3 separate regions of the Homo sapiens genome follow, and all the other regions are linked to region 1. Evidence: chromatin contacts called from ENCODE Hi-C or POLR2A ChIA-PET data. All regions are on one chromosome and are shown on one strand. The core of a region is the stretch at or near the end of the contact, and the rest is flanking DNA. Distances in the headings are between cores, read along the strand shown. Region 1 holds the start of RUNDC3B (RUN domain containing 3B). Region 2 holds the start of ELAPOR2 (endosome-lysosome associated apoptosis and autophagy regulator family member 2). Region 3 holds the start of SRI-AS1 (SRI antisense RNA 1).

Evidence for each region. Hi-C counts contacts between places; a loop is a spot of excess contacts on that map. ChIA-PET counts read pairs that join two places held with the same protein, here RNA polymerase II (POLR2A). Pooled maps may share reads with other maps.
Region 2: a loop to region 1 is called in a pooled map, with 8 times the contacts of the local background. The contact joins the promoter of ELAPOR2 here to the promoter of RUNDC3B in region 1. A Hi-C loop is called at or near these places in 7 of 50 pooled maps.
Region 3: a loop to region 1 is called in a map of endothelial cell of umbilical vein, with 5 times the contacts of the local background. The contact joins the promoter of SRI-AS1 here to the promoter of RUNDC3B in region 1. A Hi-C loop is called at or near these places in 5 of 168 maps with a recorded cell type or tissue (CD4-positive, alpha-beta memory T cell, CD8-positive, alpha-beta T cell, endothelial cell of umbilical vein and 1 more), 9 of 37 single-sample maps with no recorded cell type and 15 of 50 pooled maps. POLR2A ChIA-PET finds 5 or more read pairs at or near these places in 1 of 52 experiments (CD4-positive, alpha-beta T cell).

Annotation. Positions count from the first base shown.
Region 1 is chr7:87,626,699-87,630,489 of GRCh38, reverse strand. RUNDC3B (RUN domain containing 3B) reads right to left here and starts at 2,092. Exons shown (of 11, transcript NM_001134405.2): 1 at 1,545-2,092. The coding sequence starts at 1,666. It also overlaps a transcript of ABCB1 not described here. RefSeq lists silencers at 1,848-1,897, 1,948-2,177 and an enhancer at 2,043-2,337.
Region 2 is chr7:87,058,167-87,062,127 of GRCh38, reverse strand. It overlaps ELAPOR2 (endosome-lysosome associated apoptosis and autophagy regulator family member 2), which reads left to right and starts at 2,474. Exons shown (of 22, transcript NM_001142749.3): 1 at 2,474-2,803. The coding sequence starts at 2,615. RefSeq lists silencers at 2,197-2,586, 2,677-2,746 and an enhancer at 3,012-3,512.
Region 3 is chr7:88,214,542-88,218,375 of GRCh38, reverse strand. It overlaps SRI-AS1 (SRI antisense RNA 1), which reads right to left and starts at 1,716. Exons shown (of 3, transcript NR_120517.1): 1 at 1,619-1,716. SRI (sorcin) reads left to right here. Exons shown (of 8, transcript NM_003130.4): 3 at 1,185-1,254. It overlaps LOC124901691 (a long non-coding RNA gene), which reads left to right and starts at 1,792. Exons shown (of 2, transcript XR_007060419.1): 1 at 1,792-1,933; 2 at 3,440-3,800.

The sequences.
Region 1 (3,791 bases), core at 843-3,342:
ATTTACCTATATTTTAAAACACCTAACAGCCTATTTGTCTCAAAAAGTTACATCCTAGACAGCACAAACGGCAAATTAAACGGATACCATATTACTTTACCATTTACAACTCAAAGTGCTGTAATAATTACATTATACAAATACAGTCAATGAAGAAGGTCTTCTTGCTAGATAAACATTTGTAATAATTCAAGTATTTTTTAAAAAGTCACTGTGAGTTATTGCATTTAAGTCCTGGAATAATTATCTGTATTCCACTTAAGATGCTAGACACATTTTTACACAAGAAAAATAACGGAAAAATACAGAGAAATTGCAAAGGAAGAAAAAGTTTCATCATCATCTGATTCTTAAGAGGAATATCACTAGGTGATGATTAGGAGTCTGATGGAGGAAAGTAATTTTAAAACAACTTAATGGCTCAGAGAAGTTCCTAAGAAATTGATGCTTAGGGTTTCAATTTTTCTTAATACTCAGATATAAGACTTAAAGAAAATATATCAGCATGTTAAAAACCAGTTATCTCTGAATACTAGGCTTACTATAAATAGTTCTTTTTTTTTTTTTTTGACGAAGTCTCCCCCTGTGGTCCCGGCTGGAGTGCAATGACGTTATCTCAGCTCATTGCAACCGCCTCCCAGGTTCAATCGATTCTCCTGCCTCACCCTCCCGAGTAGCTGGGATTACAGGAGCCCGCCACCACGCCCGGCTAATTTTTTGTATTTTTAGTAGAGACGAGGTTTCACTATGTTGGCCAGGCTGGTCTCGAACTCCGACCTCGTGATCCGCCCGCCTCAGCCTCCCAAAGTGCTAGGATTACAGGTGTAAGCCACCGCGCCCGGCCCAATAGTAATTATTCTTTTATTGTTTCTATATTTTTCTGAAGGAAATACTACATTTACAGTTATAAAGCATTAAGGAAAGGCAGGCCTTAAAATAAATCATTGACATAAAGACTAGGTATCCTCCACAGTCCCACTCTTAATAACAACTGCAGAACCAGCACTAGCACTGTAGCTGAAAAGTGGATAGTACACACACGCTCACATACACAATGGCTGGCATGTAGTAGGCACTCAACTAACGTGTGAAATGAAATGGCTGAAGATAATGTAAACAAGCCAAAACAACGAAATGCACTCTGATTTGGGGGCAACACAGTAAACAATCACAGTAACTACCACTTTATCCAAAGCTCGCTGACAGCTGAATGGGCATTAAATGAAAGAGCTCTTCTTCCTTGCCCTCCTCTTTCACTCTGACGCTAGATTGCACATTCAAAACAAATCCTCCTCCAGCCCCGCCCCAAGCTCTACCCTCCAGTACCTTCAGCACTGGAACTGACACAAAGTCCAGGGCTGCGACGGTGTCCAGACCCGGGCCCCTGTCCAAGGAGCTGCGCGCTCACAGATTTGGCTGGCGCAACATAGGCGGGGGCACTGGGCGGCAGCCCATCATGCCCGGGACCCCCAAGGACCCGCGCGGAAGCCCAGAGCTCTCAGCCCCGGCGGGAGGCTGGTTCCCCTCGCCCTGCGCTGCCGTACCTGCACACGGTGATCAGGTTCCTCCTCTCCACCGCAGCATTGCGGGCGCTCAGGCTTTTCTTGCCGCCTCCGCCGCCACCGCCGCGGATCCCGCTCAGGCCCCCCAGGCTCCGGGAGGCCATGGCGGGCTTACCCCCGTGCCCCTTTTGTCTCGTGCCACCCCGCACGCCCCCCACACCTGCTTAAGGGGGTTCTCGCTCGGTCCGCAACCGTGGGGGCGCGGGAAGGATGTAGGAAAGGAGCCTGGAGGGAGGAAGGGTGTGGAAGACAGCAGGGACTCGCACCCGGGGACTGACGGCTCGCCCTTGGCACCCGAGCTCCACACACACACACACACACACACACACACACACACACACACGCACGCACGCACCACCTCCGCCCTCGGCGCGCCGCCGACTGCCGGGCTGCGCCTGCGGGTCGGCGTCAGGCGCTCTCCTCCTTCCCGAGGGACCTCAGCAGACGGCGCGCGCGCGAGCCCGTCGGCCCCTCACGCCCAACCACCCACACTCCGCAGCCACTCGTGCCCCAGCCCGGGAGGCAGCGGCAAGGCCCCCGGCCTCGCGTGCGCAGCCCCACCCTCTCTGCGCCTATCAAATCAACGCTACCCCCGCCGGATCCAATCGCGGCACCAGAGGGGCGGGGCCGGCCGCGCGGACCTTTTAAAGCAGCGGGCTCAAGCCCCGCCCCGACGCGTGGGCTGCTGTCAAGGACGCTGGGCTCGCTTTCGCAGCCCGCTAGCTGCCGCCAGTAGCCACACAGGCTAGCCGCGGGGATTGTGGGATGCGGGGCCCCACAGCGCCAGGGGCCTATTGCCCCCCCCTTGCCTGTAGCCAAGCTTTAACGGCTGATACCTATTTGCGTGGCTGCCGTAGCTTCAGTGCCTGCCTAGAAAGCAGCGCGCCGGCTCCCACACCCGACCTTGGGCCTAAGTACTAAGAAGGGAGGAGGGTTCCTTTTGTCCTGACGCCCTCCCAGGGGCTAATAAACAGCAACACAATGGCCCGAGGGGGGAATTGCTCGTAGAATCTCCTTCTTGGCGCGTCTAGTGCCGACATTTCTTGCCCCTCCACACCATGTCGCTCCCACCTCAGCCTCCAGCGCAGCCCGCACCCGGGACTGACGGCCCGCCTAAGGAGGAGCGTGGTGCCAGTGTAGAGTCTTTTCGCGTCCTGGGCCGTGACTCCGGAATCGGGAGTCCGGGTCTGGGAATAGTAAGCCCAGGAACGACGCGGCCTCGGTCCAGCTGGGCTGCTCCCTCAGAGTCCTGGAACGCCCTCCTCGACGCGCGTGTTCGGAAGCGCCCCCTTCCTAGAGCTTCTCACTACCCACCGTTTTACCTGCAGGAGGGTCCCAGCTTGGGTCAGGTCCTCTGACACTCACCTACGCCTGCTGTTCACCTCCCTTTGCACCAATATGCCCAGATTTTAGAGTGCAATCCTAAATGACTTACTCTCCCTATGGGACCTAGCACAGTGCTGTACATAGAACAGGTTCTCAATAAATGTTTCTCGAATTTAATTTGAAGTCACATTTGACATAATTTTTACTGAAATTTCACGGCTTCAGTGGCTCCAAAATCCATGTATCTTTCACCTCTACTTTTGAAGTTTCTGTCAAAGAATGTCAGAGAATATATAGTTTTGTGTGGCTATCTCTATTTTTCTTATATATTATCCCTGTTAATGCAGGGCATACTGTTACTCTTGAATGTTTTAACAACGCACGTTTGTGTAATAAAGTTGTAAATTCCTAATTTCTGAGGTTTTTAAAGTTTAAAAATCTCTATTTAAAATAGTCAAAAAATCATCCTTTTCAGCTACCATGTCTAATTTTATTCTACTATTCTGTTTAGTAGAATAAAAATATATGGGCTGGGCGCGGTGGCTGACGCCTGTAATCCCAGCACTTTGGGAGGCTGAGGCGGGCGGATCACGAGGTCAGGAGTTCGAGACCAGCCTGACCAACATAGTGAAACCCCATCTCTACTAAAAATACAAAAATTAGCCGGGTGTGGTGGCACGCGCCTGTAGTGGCAGCTACTCGGTAGGCTGAGGCAGGAGAATCGTTTGAACCCGGGAGGCGGAGGTTGCAGTGAGCGGAGACTGCGCCAGTGCACTCCAGCCTGGGCGACAGAGTGAGACTCCATCTCTCTCTCTCTCTCTCTCTCTGACATATATATGACATATATATGACATATATATGACACATATATATGACACATATATATGACACATATATATGACA
Region 2 (3,961 bases), core at 1,225-3,724, 570 kb after region 1:
CTATCTTTAAGAGTAAATTTATTGATCAGATAATCACAAACTTTGAATAATTTGCTATTACATCCTAAAATAACAGGTAGAAGAGGACCTTAGAGTCTTCTTGAAATTTCCTTTCTCTGTCAGCCTTTATGCTGATTTTAATTATCCAAGGTCAAGATCTTTTTTATGGATGGGACAACTATGAGAAAAGTATTTATTGAAAGTGGCAAGTTGTCCTACTCTGGAAAATCTACAATTGTCATTTGATCCAAGTGCATTGACTGGACGACTCTTATTTTTATAAGGAAAGAAGCTGTTTTCAATTTAATAGTCATGTTGTTAGTTCTTTCTCAGATGACAAAAATCATAACATAATTTGACTCCTAAAAATTCCACATGAATTAAAGAATAAAGCATATAAAAAGGAAATAATAACAAAATATAACAAAATAAGAAAACATAGGCATCTGTATGATTTTGCAGAGATACGTGTACTTCTAGATATAAAAAAGGAAGAAATCACAAAAGAAAATGTTGCTACATTTGAATACCTAAAGATGACAAGCTTCTGCCAGAAAAGCTATCAGAAGTAAATTTAAAAGACTACAAAAAAGTATTTGTAAGATATATGATAAACATACACAAAGCTTATGAAGATTGCTAACGAATCAATAAAAAATGGAACTTCAATAAAATGGCTAAAGTGTGCCAGTGAAAAATTCTCACACCCTGACATGAGAAGGAAAAATGCAAATAGCTAGTAGATATATATAAAAAATCACTCGATGTCACCAATGATAAAAATACATTTTAAAAATAATAGCTTTTGTCTCTTCTACCAAAATGATAAATATCTGAAGTATTATAATCTAGGGTGATGTGAAATAAATACTCATAAACTGCTGGTAACAATTGCTACAAATTTTTTGGAAGGAATTTGTACACTATTCGTCAAAAACTTTAAAAATACACATATCATGTGATCCAATGTTTTCACTTCTAGAAAGTTATCATAAAATATTTAAAGATGCACACAGATTATGTTCCAAGGGCATTCTTTCCAGAATTATTAATAACACTGAATCCTTAAACAATGCCTAATATCTAATAGTAAATTACATGTATCTAAAGAGTAGAAAATATTTTACAATTATTAAAGTTGTGTTGTTGGAGACTTTAATGACTTGAGAAAATATTTATGTTATTAAGAATAAAAATAAAAGCAGGTTACAAATTATTATTCCAGTTTTGCAGTACACACAGAGTTAAAAAAAAAAAAGCAAGGAAATTCCTCAACATGTTAATACCATTAACAATGTTATCTCTGGGTGGTAGGATCTCTAGTTATTTTTATATTCTTCCTGATACTTTTCAATATTTTCCAAAATGTTTACAAATAACATATATTGTTATAATCAGAATATAGGTGTGATACACAAATCTATATGTGTATACATACACACAAACACACATATACAGAGACTTTCATGTGGAAATTTTGTTAAAAGGATATTAGAGATAATGCCACAAACAAATGTGCCACAGGCCAACTTATAATGAGTGGGCCACGTGGATTTGTCCAGATATTCAATAATCAGAAATTTGGATGCTTCTTTTGAAAAACACAATAACTCACCCATTTACAGAATCTGAGATCAAGAAGGGATCTTGAGATCCTTGCCACTGAGGAAGGCCTTATGTCCATCTTGTTCACCATCACCTAGTTCAGTATGTTTTTGAATGAAAGAAAAAACGAAGAGCACCTCAATCATCGCACAGATGGAGAAACTGTTTCCTCCAGAAAACACAGGGCTTAATGCCCAATGTTACACATCTCCACAAAATAACACCAATAGCAGCAATAATTATGGCTACTACTACCAACACATGTCACCTACTGTGTGCCAGGCACTCTTCCAAGTGCTTTATGTACATCAACTTACTTAATCCTCATAATAATCCTACGTGGTGGGTATTATTTTCATTAAATAGGTGAGAAAACTGAGTCACACACCACGTCTACACCTCAGTCCTCTTTCTTCCCCGCCATTTCATGCACACCCTAACTAGAAATTCGATCTGACGCTAGCCAGCATGGATCCTTACAAGGGATGTTCCGAGGGCACATCTGCGTGTTTGTGTGCAATGAGGAAAGTGGCGAGCTTTTTAAAGACCCACCGCCAGAAAACAATGTCCTGATGTCCTGTATTTACTCTGGCTTCATCCCGGGAGCGCCCCTCCCAGTGGGCCACGGGGACCTGAGACAGGCTACTCCACGGGGTCCCCAGCCTCTCTCGCCCTCTAGCGCGAGGCGAGCGCCGCGCAGCCCCTGGGGACCCGCCGGGCTGGGCCGCAGCCCCCGCCCGCGCCACCTGCTCCCCAGCTCCAGCGTCCCCGCCCCGCGTCCCGCCCCCGCGCCGCGCCCGCGCCCCGCGGTCCCTCCCTCCGGCGTGACGGGAGCATCGGCGCTGGCTGCCCGGGCCGCGAGCGCAGCAGAGCTGTCAGCGGGCGGACGGGCAGCGGGTGACGGAGCGGCGAGACGAGCGCACAGCAGTCGCGGCCCGGGAGCCGGAGCTGCCGCCGCACCCCGGGAAGGCTGCCTTGCCGCCGGCCCGCCGACCGCGGCCGGACGAAGATGCTGTTCCGCGCCCGGGGGCCGGTACGGGGCAGGGGCTGGGGGCGGCCGGCGGAGGCTCCCCGCCGCGGGCGCTCGCCGCCCTGGAGCCCCGCCTGGATTTGCTGCTGGGCGCTCGCCGGCTGCCAGGCGGCCTGGGCTGGGGACCTGCCCTCCTCCTCCAGCCGCCCGCTTCCTCCTTGCCAGGAGGTGAGCAGCACCTGGTCCTCTACCTGGAGTTTGCTGGGGGAGGGCGCGGAAGATGAAGGCTGAGAGCGGTTCCTGTTTATTTCTGTTTGCCATCCCCTTTTCCTTTGCTTGGAGAACAGGGGCTTTCGTTTGCTTCGAGGGGTGAAGTTGCCCGCCCTGGTAGCTGGCCCGGAGAGGGTGTGTGGCTTCGCTGTCTCTCGGGGGATGCTTTTCTGTCCGCGCTTGTGTCTTTTGGGGGCTCTGCAGGACTTTGCGGCGTCCTTTTTGGACAGCCAGGTTTGAGGACCTGGGGTCGAGGGAAAGATTTCAGGAAGGGGAGGAGACTGGGGAAGCCCCACCAGTGGGATTTGAAGAACCATCTCATCACAGCTTTTCCAGAGAGCCAGACACAGACACCAGAGGATTTCCCGCTCCTCCTCCCCCTGTCTCCACTCCCCTGTCTCTGCAAACGCCTTCGTCCTACTCCCCTGCCCTCAGCTTCCTGATTAAGGCCCTGTGGGTTTGCTAAGCCAATGTATGGTGTCACTTAGCATCCTTCTGACAAAATGTGGATTTGAATTTGGGGGGGAAAAAAAAGGAGTATGTACTTGGTAGAGAAGATGCAGGTTGATGATGGAGAAAATTAGAAAAGACAGTGAATATGCTTCTTTTGGGAGGTGCTTTATCACCTGGCTGAAGTATTGCCGCGGTGTATTTTATAGCTTGTAATCATTGTTGTTTTACAGCCAAAAAGGATAAACTATGGGAGATGAGATTTTTATCTGGCTTTTAGAAGAACGAGACAGTGTGCCAAAAATTTACAGGGGGTGTCATTGGTTCTTGTATTGGGTGTTTATCTTTCCATTTAGTGTTCAGAAAGTGCATCCTCTTAATGAAAATCAATGAGGGGAAGGAAGCAACATTTCTGACCTACTTTGATTGTGTTGGGAGGATATATGGAATAGATACTGTTTTTAGGAAGATTGTTAGGAATCAGGGCGATGGGTCGTTTTAATTAATGTAGCAAAAATAGGTTAGCCAATAGCCCCTCTGGGAAGAAAGGCCAGACCCTCTTGTTTGTGTATGTTGCTCTAACTTCTGAATTTTACCGAGACTTGAATTACAGAGTATCTGTGTTCTACACATCATCCATCATCTATGGATTTTCGTCTTTCTCTC
Region 3 (3,834 bases), core at 467-2,966, 590 kb before region 1:
TTCTCTTTGATGCAGATGCTGTTACTAGGTCAGCCCCTCCATGTCCTTATTAGGTGTTCTGGCCTGTTGACCCAGAGAAGCAATTAAGGTCAGCTCCCCAAGACCTTTCACTTGTCTGCATTCTGAGTTGTATGACAGGTGCTATCTTACATTGACAGGTGCTATCTTACATTGAGAGAGGACACTTCCCTAGTTCATGAGGTCACTGTGTGCAGTAAATATACTGTTGGTATAACCCAGACACGTCCAGAGGAGATGTTTGTTCTTATGAATTCAACCTAGTTTTGTTTTGACCAAAAGCTAGAAATAGCAAAATCTTAATGTGAAAACTGTAGAATATTATGGGATAAAAAACCTAAGACCACTTTTAAGGTAGTACTCTAAGAAATACAGCTTAAGAAATTGAATGGAAAATATAGTCTAAAACTGGAAGACCTTCCCCTTAAGTATCTACTTAAACTGTTAATGATCTGTATCTTTGAAACCACAAGGCATGGCAAACCTCAAGACTAGCATTCTTAGATTGCCAGTGCCTCCAGCATGTAAGTGACTCCACCTGCTTAGCTTTCAGCAGCCCTGGCCTGTATTCAGCATACCCATTGTCTTTCAAATTGCTGATCTTGCTCCTCATTTATAACTTATAATACCCAGTGACTTGAAGATTTAGGTATTTTATTTTAAAGTCCCTAAAAATCACATATATCTAGTTCTTTCCCAGTTCAGCCAGTGAATGGGCACTGGGAACCTAATGTGAATCTTCCAGATGTATTTGTGCTCTGAAAAAAATGATTCACTATATCATAAGAAAAAGTGACCAAGGAGGCCTTTTTCTGTTTGAACCAAGCCTTCTATTTATTGATGTCTGCTTTGTACCTTGCTCTCTCCACCCCCATCAAAAAAAAATATTTTAAAATGTTTAGCTGTAGCAGTTTGCTAGCTCAGATTGAGAGAAGAGTAGTTGCCAAGACAGACTCTTTCTTTCATCATTAAATTACTTTTGGAAGTGGGTTAAGGAAAAGAATGCCCACTTTTGGAAGGCATTCCTTTTAATAAAAAAAAGGCATTCCTTTTAAATAAAAAAAAGATACTGATTTTCTTTGTTGTTATTGCTTCATTGAATGCTGAAGGTAAACAACTTGAAAGTACAAATCACTATTATGATTCCTCTAATTTTTTTTCAAAAGGATGGGCAGATAGATGCTGATGAATTGCAGAGATGTCTGACACAGTCTGGCATTGCTGGAGGATACAAACGTAAGTTGACAGTCCCAAAGTTTGTCTAAATATACTCTTGTGTTTCCTATCTTAGCTGTTACTTGTGATTACAGCCTTCAAGAAAACTGAGCTTGTCGGATCTAGCAAAGTTTAGAATTCCGAAAGCTAAAATACAGTACTATTTCAAAATGTTGATTTGAAAACAGTTTTTAAATCACTCCAGGCTGGGCACAGTGGCTCACACCTGTAATCCCAGTACTTCAGAGGCCCAGGCAGGAGGATCGCTTGAAGCCAAGAGTTTTTGGCTGCAGTAATCTATGATTGTACCACTGCACTCCAGCCTGAGCAACAGAGCAAGACCTTGTCTTTAAAATAATAATAATAATAAATTATTCCATCCTACCTGCCAATCTAGTGGATTTCTCAGATTTGGGTTTTGTGTACCTAGAACCAGTGAGACAGTTTGGGTGGCCTCCTTCACAGAGGACAAGGTAGGGTGCTGAAATGGAATCTGCCAGGTCAGGGGTCATTAACTGACATTAGGAACTGATATTTACTGTTATTTGCCAAGAGCCTACTCTGCCCTGACCTGGTGGCACTTAGGGCTTTGAGTTGCTGCCCTGCACCCCTGGTCCCTGAGTGGCCTATCCTGCACTCCTGGTCTCTGAGCTTTGGGCATGCTCCTGCTAACATAAGTGGTTGCCATGACATCCCTCAGGTCTTTCCTCTTCCACTTCATAGAATGTATTCAGGCTAAGTGGGAAGTGGCCTTTCTACTTACTGGACCTGCTGCTCCATAATTCAGCCCTTACCCTACCCCTGCCTTTTGAACACTCTGCCATGAGCTGAGAGTAATGAAATACTGCAAAGATGCTCCATCCCTGGCAGGGCACAGTGGCTCACACCTGTAATCCCAGCACTTTAGGAGACTGAGGTGGGAGGATTGCTTGAGCCCGGGAGTTCAAGACTAGCCTGGGCAACATAGTGAAACCTTGTCTCTGCAAAAAATTTAAAAATTAGCCAGGCATGGTGGCATGCACCTGTGGTCCCAGCTACTCAGGAGGCTGAGGTGGGAGGATTATACAAGCCCAGGAGGCGGAGGTTGCAGTGAGCCAAGATTGTGCCACTGCACTCCAGCCTGGGTGACAGCCTGTCTCAGAAAATCCAAAAAATTGCTGCATCCCAACTGGGGGCTTCTCATCATCCAACACATATGAAGTGGTTCCTCTTGAAATTAGATCTTGAACATGATAGATTTCCAGGGTAGAGAATAATGTCTTAGTTCAAATACATTACCAACTTCTTTGCCAGTTGTTAATTGAGACAAAACATCAAATTGAAGACCCAATTTCATGGTTAGCTGTGGATTAAAATGTTCAAACTAGAATTCACAGCTGTGAATTTATAGTGGCCTTTTTTTAAAAACTATTTGACATGGCATGTATTAGATGGCTGTCTTTGAACTCTTTGCATTTGTTTTCATTATCCTTTGTTTTATGTGACTTTAGTATCCTATTACTCTTTCCTAATTAGAGGAATTAATACAAACGAAGAACCTTTCAAGTTCCTGTTATTTAATCTAGTCCTAAACAAAATAAGCACTTTTTGGATTAGGGGATGTTATTCTTTACTGTGTAGGCAGTACATTTAAATTGTTAATTGTTACGCAATTGAGCTGGTAAACAAGGTAGGCCTGCCTATTAGCAGGGTTTATCAAAGTGCAGTGAGATCACAGCATGGCCTGTTATTCTACATCCTTTCAGTAGATGAGGTGTGGCAGATTTTAGAATCTGACTAACAAAATGGGTTGTATATTGTTAGAGAGCAGTCCTTTTAAAATTTCATTGAGAAAGCCACATTTAGTGATGGCCTTAGATCAATGCATTAAAGAGAAAGCATTTCCTGAATCATGGGGCCTATGTGATTGAATCCATTTGCCTACTCTCTGGTGGCCGTACTGAACCACAGAACCATCCTGCCTATGAGGTGTCAGTGTTTTGTAATGCAGATATTATATGGCCATTAGTCTTTTAAACCCAACTTCCAAACCAAAAAGCACAGGTCCGAATTGGATGAGCAGGTGGGATACTCCAGCTCAGAGCCTATGGGCCCTTCTTAACCAGTTTAAAAGGAAGCAGTCATACCTAGAGGTGGAGTTGGTGAGAGAAGTTGTGTTCCAGTCAGTAAGATTGTAATTCAGCTTCTCTTTTTTCCCTGAATTTAGTTGTTCGTCTGTGATAAGGTTGAGAGAAACAGCTGGAGGTAGGGCTTTCCTTCTAGGTCCATTATATTGTATGTTTCTGTGAGAAGAAAAGATGTTTGAGGCATTCTAGTAGAATGAACAGAAGAGAAGAAAAAGAGTAAAGGTAAATTACAGCAGAGATTCTTTGGAAATTATTAAAATTAACATTATTTAATTTAAATAATTTCAAAATGTTGAATTAATAATTTTAATTATAATTTATAGTTATAATTATATGTAGTTACATTTACGTAACTAATATATAATACTTATAATTTTAATTAATTTTAAATAATTATTTAAAATAGAATTAACACTAATAAAAGCTATATTATTAACAAAATTGAGAAAGAGTTTTCCTTACCAAAACTTATTGG